2 separate regions of the Homo sapiens genome follow, and region 1 is linked to region 2. A link is a contact called in ENCODE Hi-C or POLR2A ChIA-PET data. All regions are on one chromosome and are shown on one strand. Each heading gives the region's core, a stretch centred on a gene start or an enhancer-like site at or near the end of the contact. The rest is flanking DNA. Distances are from core to core; before and after follow the strand shown.

Evidence for each region. A loop is a pair of places that touch in the nucleus more often than their neighbours do. ChIA-PET counts read pairs that join two places held with the same protein, here RNA polymerase II (POLR2A). Pooled maps may share reads with other maps.
Region 1: a pooled map shows a loop between it and region 2 (11-fold over the local background). The contact joins two enhancer-like sites. A Hi-C loop is called at or near these places in 2 of 168 maps with a recorded cell type or tissue (PC-9 and endothelial cell of umbilical vein) and 9 of 50 pooled maps. POLR2A ChIA-PET finds 5 or more read pairs at or near these places in 1 of 52 experiments (PC-9).

The regions. Positions count from the first base shown.
Region 1 is chr10:4,812,103-4,816,848 of GRCh38, forward strand. No RefSeq gene overlaps it. Among named protein-coding and RNA genes, the nearest start is that of AKR1E2, 12 kb to the right of the region's middle. RefSeq lists enhancers at 3,329-3,976, 3,413-3,462. Within about 2 kb of position 3,314, at least 10 of the 41 ENCODE cell types and tissues checked have a DNase peak (open chromatin) inside an H3K27ac peak, as active enhancers do; they include endothelial cell of umbilical vein, where a contact is called at or near this core.
Region 2 is chr10:3,191,154-3,195,536 of GRCh38, forward strand. No RefSeq gene overlaps it. Among named protein-coding and RNA genes, the nearest start is that of PITRM1, 21 kb to the left of the region's middle. Within about 2 kb of position 2,238, at least 3 of the 41 ENCODE cell types and tissues checked have a DNase peak (open chromatin) inside an H3K27ac peak, as active enhancers do; they include endothelial cell of umbilical vein, where a contact is called at or near this core.

The DNA of each region.
Region 1 (4,746 bases), core at 2,064-4,563, 1.6 Mb after region 2:
TATGGCCCAGAATGTGTTCTCTTCTCTCTTGGTGAATGTCCCAAATGCCTGTGAGCAGAATGTGTATTTGCTTCAATTGGGTGTGGTCACTAATGTCCCGGGCAGGGTAGAGTTGTCCAGCTCTTCTGTCTTTCCACAGATTGTCTAGGCACTGATTCTATCCATTACTGTGTTGAAATCTCTAGCTAGAATTGCAGACTTATTTCCCCTTTTCAGTTCTATCAGCTTTTGATTCCTGTATTTTGAAACTCCAATATGAAGCCCACACTCATTTAGGATTAATATGGAAGCCAGCCTTTAAATAAGAATTTTATCTTAAAATTAATATCACTCTGTCATCTTAAGAAGATGTGAGGCCTGTGAGAGCAGGTACTGTGTATTTTGTGTCTGTATTCTTTCTGTTTCACACTGCAACCATAATCGATGATGAATAAATAATGTTCCCTCTTGAAGATCTGGTCCCTGTCTCCAGGGCAGTGCTATGTAAAAAAAAAAGAGCAAATTCCTGCCTTCTAAACACTCCTCCACACCAACAAACACACTGTGCTAGGAAAGCAGCAGTGATGAAGGTGCTGGGCCTCCGGTGGAAAGGTAACACACATTTCCCATCCTCGGGAGCTTGCAGCACCGGCAGGCGGGCCGTTACACAGATAACACAGTATGCTTCTATGCCAGGGTGGACCCAGGAGTCCGTCCTCCCTGTCACTTACGAGACTGGAGTCCTGGAAAAGTTACTGAACTTCTCTGTGCCTTGGTTTATCCATCATGAAAGTCGGGTTAAAAAGAATACCCCACCCCTAGGGTGGAAGTGGGACTTGCTTGAATTGAAACAGTTGGTTTTTAAGTATTTTGCATAGCTGTTATTATTAAATTAACATCAAAAAAGTTGCCTGGTTATTTTAATATGGTCTTCACATAGGCAGTACAGCCGGCCAGATTTAGCATTTGCATTTATAACTGAGTCTCTCTTCTGCCTCCGTGAGACTTCCCAGGAGTTGCTTTGATGCTGCAGGGAGTCACACATCTCCAGATGCATCACTGGTGACTCAGCAAGCACCTGACCTGGTCCGTTACACATGGGGCTTATGTGCTTAACTCCTATGCGATGATGATTCTTCTCTAGTTCTTGGGGGTCGTTCCCTTTCTCCTACTGTACTGGCTGTTTAAAGTCAGCACTGTATGAGTTGCATACATAAGCCAAATGTCATTGACTTCTTCTTTTTTTTTTTTTTTTTGACAGTCTTACTCTGTTGCCCAGGCTGGAGTGCAGTGGTGTCATCTCGGTTCATTGTAACCTCTGCCTCCTGGGTTCAAGCAATTCTCGTGCTTCAGTCTCCAGAGTAGCTGGGATTACAGGCATGAGCCAACGTGCCCAGCTAATTTTTTTTTTTTTGTATTTTTAGTAGAGACAGGATTTTGCCACGTTGGCCAGGCTGGTCTCAAACTCCTGGTCTCAAGTGATCAACCCACCTTGGCCTCTCAAAGTGCTGGCATTACAGGCATGAGCCCTTGAGCCCAGCATAGATGTCATTGAAATTCAAGGGGGAAATCATTTGGAATGATCACAGCGACTGGTCCAGAGATGACTAACAGCTTAAAATGACCCCACCTGAAACAGCGGCGATCAGTGGAATGTCCAAGTATATATATATATATTTTTTTAATGAAGCTCTTTTGGACCAGAAACCCTAAGAATGTTTAGTCTGGAGTTCCATAATTATAAAAAAAATCTTCTGAAGTTAATCACCGTTTTTATCTGAAACCATACTCTAACTCAGTAACTCTTTCTCAGGGTTTACTTTCTCTTGAGCCACAAGCATCCATTTGTCCCCTACCAAAGGGACTAGACTTTCATGATGGATAAAAGGACACTAGTGCCAGGTAGCTTCTGCTTCTAAATTTTGGTTTAAAAAATGAAACATCTCCTTTTAGATATTCTAAAAAGTCATCTCCCCTAAAATCATGAAGCCTGGTTTATAAACTTTATAGAAGAAACTAGGTCTTTGAGGCTAACACATATTAGTGTATTAAAAAATACGGTAAACCAGCCGGGCACAGTGGCTCACGCCTGAAATCCCAGCACTTTGGGAGGCCAAGGCAGGTGGATCACTTGAGGTCAGGAGTTTGAGACAAGGCTGACCAACATGGTGAAACCCCGTCTCTACTAAAAATACAAAAATTAGCCAGGCTTGGTGGCATGCTCCTGTAATCCCAGCTACTCGGGAGGCTGAGGCACGAGAAAGGCTTAAACCGGGAGGCAGAGGTTGCAGTGAGCAGAGCTCCCATCACTACACTCCAGGTTGGTCAACAGAGCAGGACTCTGTCTCAGGAAAAAAAAAAAAAAAAAAGGTAAACAAACATTGCCTTAAACAAAAATTGTATCTTATAAGATTTTACAAGTTGCACATTATCAACACATTCTAGTTAAATGCTTAAAAATTACTTCACAATTAACCCTATGGATTTTTAAAAGAAGGAAAGCTTAGACACAAACTCAGGAGCCAGATTGTTTTCCAACCCTTGGGCCTGCCACTTACTAAGTGTACCAGCCTCCCTCGGAGTCACTCTATTCCTCGTGGAATCTGAATAGTAAGTGTACACTTGACAGAACATACGGAGTGGTAATGTGAAACAAAAATATAGAATATTTAAAGGACTTACCTAACAGTAAGAAAAAAAATAAGTTCACTTAAAAGTGTTTTTATTTTCTTATTTGCAAAACACCCCTTATTGTGGTAAGGTCTAACAATATACTATACATGTAAAAGTTTTACAGAAAATTACTGTAGCTTTCGATAATTTAATATATAACTGAAATACTTGAGATGGCATAATTCGATTTTATGTCAGTAATATCGAGTGAGACTAATCAAGATAGCAAGATTATGTTGCAAAATTAAAATGAGGAAATTGAGAGGATTTCTCAGGCTTCTGTGAGTCACTGCCTGGGCTGTATTAATAGTTTCATTGTGCTAGGTGCAGTGGCTCATGCCTGTAATCCCAGCACTTTGGGAGGCCAAGGCGGGCGAATCACCTGAGGTCAGGAGTTCAAGACCAGCCTGGCCAACGTGGTGAAACCCCGTTTCTACTAAAAATACAAAAATTAGCTGGGCATGGTGGCAGGCGCCTGTAATCCCAGCTACTCGGGAGGCTGAGGCAGAAGAATCGCTTGAACCCGGGAGGCGGAGGTTGCAGTGAGCCGAGATTGCACCATTGCACTCCAGCCTGGGTGACTATAACGAAACTTCGTCTCAAAAACAAAACAAAACAAAGCGAAAAAACAAAAAAAGTTTCATTGTTTCACCTCCACACAGCTCTGTCTGCATTTTGAGCAATGGCCACCAGAGGGCAGGAAGAACCAATCTATAAAGCACACAAGGGTTTCACCAACTTTGAAGTCCTCCGTTAGAAGGCAAGTTGTCCACTAATATGTAGGAACGATTAATGGCCACCAGAGGGCAGGAAGAACCAATCTATAAAGCGCACAAGGGTTTCACCAACTTTGAAGTCCTCCGTTAGAAGGCAAGTTGTCCACTAATATGTAGGAACGATTAATGGCCACCAGAGGGCAGGAAGAACCAATCTATAAAGCGCACAAGGGTTTCACCAACTTTGAAGTCCTCCGTTAGAAGGCAAGTTGTCCACTAATATGTAGGAACGATTAATGGCCACCAGAGGGCAGGAAGAACCAATCTATAAAGCGCACAAGGGTTTCACCAACTTTGAAGTCCTCCGTTAGAAGGCAAGTTGTCCACTAATATGTAGGAACGATTAATGGCCACCAGAGGGCAGGAAGAACCAATCTATAAAGCGCACAAGGGTTTCACCAACTTTGAAGTCCTCCGTTAGAAGGCAAGTTGTCCACTAATATGTAGGAACGATTAATGGCCACCAGAGGGCAGGAAGAACCAATCTATAAAGCGCACAAGGGTTTCACCAACTTTGAAGTCCTAACTTAGAAGGCAAGTTGTCCACTAACATGTAGGAACTATTTTTAATTATACCATTATTTTCCCTCAATTTTATTTATAAATTAATGAATTCACAAAATATTTCCAAAGCTCAAGTGAAGTACATCCTAATCAACTTGATTTACAATTTGTGATTTTTCTCTGAATCAATCTATAAATAATCAATAAGAAGATAATTATTTAGAAAATGAGGCTCCGAAAAATATGTTGGCTTTACATTTTTTGCCTGTGCAAGTAAATATAAAAATGTCTTTTCTCACATTTCTTCCATTTATAAACCGTTTTTAAAAATCATAAATTAAGACATGTGTGTTTTAAAAGTCTCACAACATGCAGCATTTTAAAAATTGTCTTATGCTTTACTGCTCCCTCCCGTAGGTAATCACTGTTACATTTCTCATTTACTGCAAAATTCTCTGTGCATATGGAGCACATAGATGGATAGATAGATGGGGTGTGTGTGTGTATATGAATGTGTATGTGTCTTTGGGGTGAGTGTGTCTATGTGGGTGTATGTATGTGTGTCTATTTGTGTTTATTTGTGTCTCTGTGTATGTGTATGCATATTACATATGTGTATGCACGTGTGTGTATACAGTATATGTGTGTGTGTCTGTGTACTTGTGTCTGTGTATTTGTGTGTCTGTGAGTACATCTTTGTGTGTATGTCTATGTGCCCATGTCTGTGTATTTGTATGTATGTATGTGTGTATTTACATATGTGTATGTTTGTATATGTATGCATATGTGTATATGTGTGTGTATGTATATACAG
Region 2 (4,383 bases), core at 988-3,487:
TAATGATGACACAAGGAACAACACCCACTTATAATCAAGCATCACTACCTTTCTTTGAAACTTGTAAGCATTCGTGGAGAATGCGGCCCCCATCCCTCCTCTCTCTCTCGCCCTCTGACCCCCTATTTGCCAATATCTCTCCTGCAGCCATTGAAATCTGGTTTAACATCAGATGCAATAAAACTTCTGCTGAGAAATAGACTTGATGGATAGACTACTGAGTAGATTACAGAGTTTTGATGGTAGGACTTAAAGAAATATATTTGATATATTTATATTTGTATATTTTATATTATTTTGAAATACTGAAAATAATAATTTAGTTCTCCCAAACTACACCCCTCCCTCCTGACCCAAGTTAACTATTTTCTTCCTTTACTTTTTTTTTTTTCTTTGAGATGGAGTCTTGCTCTGTTGCCCAGGATAGAGTGCAGTGCATGATCTCAGCTCACTGCAACCTCCACCTCCTGGGTTCAAGGAATTCTCCTGCCTCAGTTGCCCGAGTAGCTGGCTTTACAGGTGCGCACCACCGTGCCTGGCTAATTTTTGTATTTTCAGCAGAAACGGGGTTTCACCGTGTTGGACAGGCTGGTCTCGAACTCCTGATTTCTGGTGATCTGCCCGCCTCAGCCTCCCAAAATGCTGAGATTACAGGCGTGAGCCACCACACCTGGCCTTTGCTTTACTTTTCATATATGTTTATTATATGTGCATGCTCTCTTAAAATACATGTATTTATTATTTTCCTTGATTTTCACCTTATCAAATAATAGCATATGTTGGGTAAATGTTTGGGACTTGCTCTCTCCACTTAATAGTATGATCCATTACTAAGATGAATTCACATCGTTGGATGCCAAACCAATAGTGTTGTTATTGGGTCATACGAATGTGAACAGAAAGCATATGTATTAGAATCAGTGAAATACAGCAGTTGAAAATCTTACCATATGTATTAGAAATCCCAGGTTCAGGGAGTAAACCAGGAGCAGGGTTTAACGTAACATAGGCATAATGAAATGAAATGAAAATAGTTTCTGTATAACTATTCCACAAGTGAATTTATAGATGGAATTTGGCTTTTTCTTTTTTTTTGAGACGGAGTCTTGCTCTGTCTCCCAGGCTGGAGTGCAGTGGCGCGATCTCGGCTCACTGCAAGCTCCGCCTCCCGGGTTTAGCCATTCTCCTGCCTCAGCCTCCCGAGTAGCTGGGACTACGGGCGCCCACCACCACGCCGGGCTAATTTTTTTGTGTTTTTTAGTAGAGACGGGGTTTCACTCTGTTAGCCAGGATGGTCTCGATCTCCTGACCTCGTGATCTGCCCGCCTCGGCCTCCCAAAGTGCTGGGATTACAGGCGTGAGCCACCGCGCCCGGCTGGCTTTGTTTTAAAAGGGGCAAATAAAGCCAGGTGCAGTGGTTCACACCTGTAATCTCAGCACTTTGGGAGGCTGAGGTGGGTAGAAAATAACTTCCTGGATGACAGTCATTTCCAGGTGGCTGAGGGACCCCCCCACAAAAGTCTCTCACTGCACTGAAAGGCTTCCTCTAAACTTGAGCTCAGCAGTTCAAAAGCAGCTCTGACTACATAGTGAGACCTCGTATCTACAGAAAATTAAAAAAGTTAGCTGGGTGTGGTGGTGCGCACGTGTGGTCCCAGCTGCTCTGGAAGCCACTTGAGTCCAGGAGGTAGAGGCTGCAATGAGCCATGATCGTACCACTGCACTCCAGCCTGGGCTACAGAGCAAGACCCAGTCTCAAAAATGGGGCAAATAATATATTTTTAAAATAATTGTATTTCATCTCACTGATAACAATAGTTTCCCCCTAAATAGAGTTGAATTCCCCAACTCTAGCAGTGTTATGACAGGATGCTGCCACTAGGTGGCTGCCTTTCTTCTAACTTTGACAATTTCCTTGGCAAGGGCTCTGCGTTGAGTAAATATGTCCTTCACATGGTTTATTTATTTTTACTAAAATTGCTTTCATGACAGTTATTCAAACTCACAACCAATTCATACTGCTAGGCTGGCATTTTAAACAGGAAGAGTGAAACAGAGCCACTGTCGCTGGAAAGGGATGGAACGTCACGGTGCGCTCTAAAAGGACAGGGGGCTTGTGCGGTGCCCTGTTGTAAATAATTTGTAAAGAAATGCGCGGCGCCCCTGTTGGGAATTGGAGCTCTGGGCGTGGCGTCTGGAGTGGGTGTGTGCTGCTTTTGCTTCCGAGACATTCATTCATATTTCCCCTCTTCGTTTCACTCGGCGCGAGCCCTCCTTCCTCTGCCTCCTGCCCCAGACAATAGCTCTCCATTCATAGCACGTGGCCTGGACTCACCTCTGAGCTGGAGGCCTGGCCCATCAGAGCGTTTCCCTGCCTCAGGCTACAGTGATTGGATAAGGAATGAACAAATGACTAAGTCAGCAAAAACTCAATTCTAGAATTTTGGGGGACTCTTAGGAAAGTTACTTTTATTTTTCACTTGGGTTTCTGAGAGACAGACTAAGCCTCCCCGAAATGAAGCCGTGGAAAGCCAGGCAGGGCAGGAGAGGGAAGGACGATGGTCCCATGCTCTGCACCCTCTACTCACCCTGCCTTACGCCATCTTTACTCCTGGATTTTCCAGTTTTATAGCTTTAAGCTGGTTTCTTTCACTTGCTGCCCAAACTCCTGAAGATATAAAGTCAAAAGGCAAATGCCATTTGACTGGACTACCTTCTAGCTATAGTTTTGACAAACCACTTTTTGTGTAGAAGGGCTACCCCTCCAGTAACCTTCCCTCACTTTGTAGTTTTCGGGTGCCTGGTGTGTCCTGGGTAAGAGAAGAGTGACAGCAGCTGGTTTGAATGACGCTTTCTTAGTGGACGCCATGGACATGGTGTCCATGAGCACCACAGAGTAAACTAAGGGACCTCTCATGTCCACCCAAAGGTGTGTTACTGCACAGAGGTTTATGCAATGCGGCTTTGCATCACCAGACAACCCCGAACTCCATAAATAGCAGCGAGACACGTCAAGAGAAAGGGGAGTAGGGAAGCCGAAAATATGTCCTTTACATGTGGAGAAACATGGCTTCTGGGGTCACCTGTCTGTGTCTCCCTCACTTTAACTCCTGGCAGTTGATGGACATTGGAAAGCCACCATCTGCCTTCCAATTTCCAGGGAACAGGAATCTTGTTTCCACCCACACAATGCATTGCCAATGTTTAGTATTGAGAGATAAAGCCTTATTAGGAAACAAGAGAAGTTTAAAAATAAAGAAAAAAGAGAAAAACGAAAATATCTTCTGAATATCTATAGTTCAGTTTAACACGAATTCAAAATAATATGCAACGAATTCATGATATTGAGATTTTCAAGTATCCTGGCTGGGCACGGCGGCTCATGCCTGTAGTCCCAGCACTTTGAAAGGCTGAGGCAGGCAGATTGCTTCTGCTCAGGGGTCTGAGACGAGTTTGGACAACAGAGCGAAACCCTGTCTCTACAAAAAATACAAAACATTAGCTGGGTGTGGTGGCACATGCCTGTGGTCCCAGCTACTCGGGAGGCTGAGACGGGAAGATGGATTGAAGCCGGGAGCTCAAGGCTGCTCTGCGCCACTGCACTCCAGCCTCGGTGGCAGAGCAAGGCTCCGTCTTAAAAAAAAATTCTGTTCAGGGAAACAGGGAACAATGAACTGATTAACTCCACTTCTACCCTCTTACTGTTTTTTCTATTTGTCCTCACTGAAATTTGTTACTCTGTCCTCTGACTGGAGGCCCTGGTGGCTCCTGGGCTGGGCTGGGGCCCCCTGTGTGCACAGACCCCTTTGGGAAATGGAGTGGAAACCTGAGAGTTTGTGTCCTGAAGAGTCAGATGGAAGCTCAGGAGCCAGCAGACACTGAGCACCTGTCTTTGTCACCACACAGGGCTCTGCCCATCACAGGAGACACTCAGGGGCTCAGGTTCCAGAACTTTCCCCCGCTGGCCTCAGGCCGGGGGAGCAGCTCCCCTTCACCCATCGAGAAGGCCTGTGCAGGCTCTAGTGTCCGGGAGAAGGGCCATGTCTGCCTCACTTCCATCTTCCCAGGAGGTCCTTCTGAAAAAAATGTCACTATCACCCCTGTTTCTATTTCAGCTTCCCGTTGTTTTTCTCAGTTCATTGGAATACGGGCCTAGAATTTCCATCTCAGCATGGTCTCTCTCGTATTCTCCCACTTGCTGGCGGTCTTCCAAGAGCCATCCCAGCAAACGCTGGGGCATTTTTGTCCAGTTATGCCACCAGCCCACCACGGGGACCGAGCCTGGACCTTTGGATCAGAGCTTTATTGGTGAGGCCAACGCAGAGGTGGGTGATTCATCATGGATTACCAGGGTGGGCTTTGGAGCCAGGGCCCTGGGTGTAA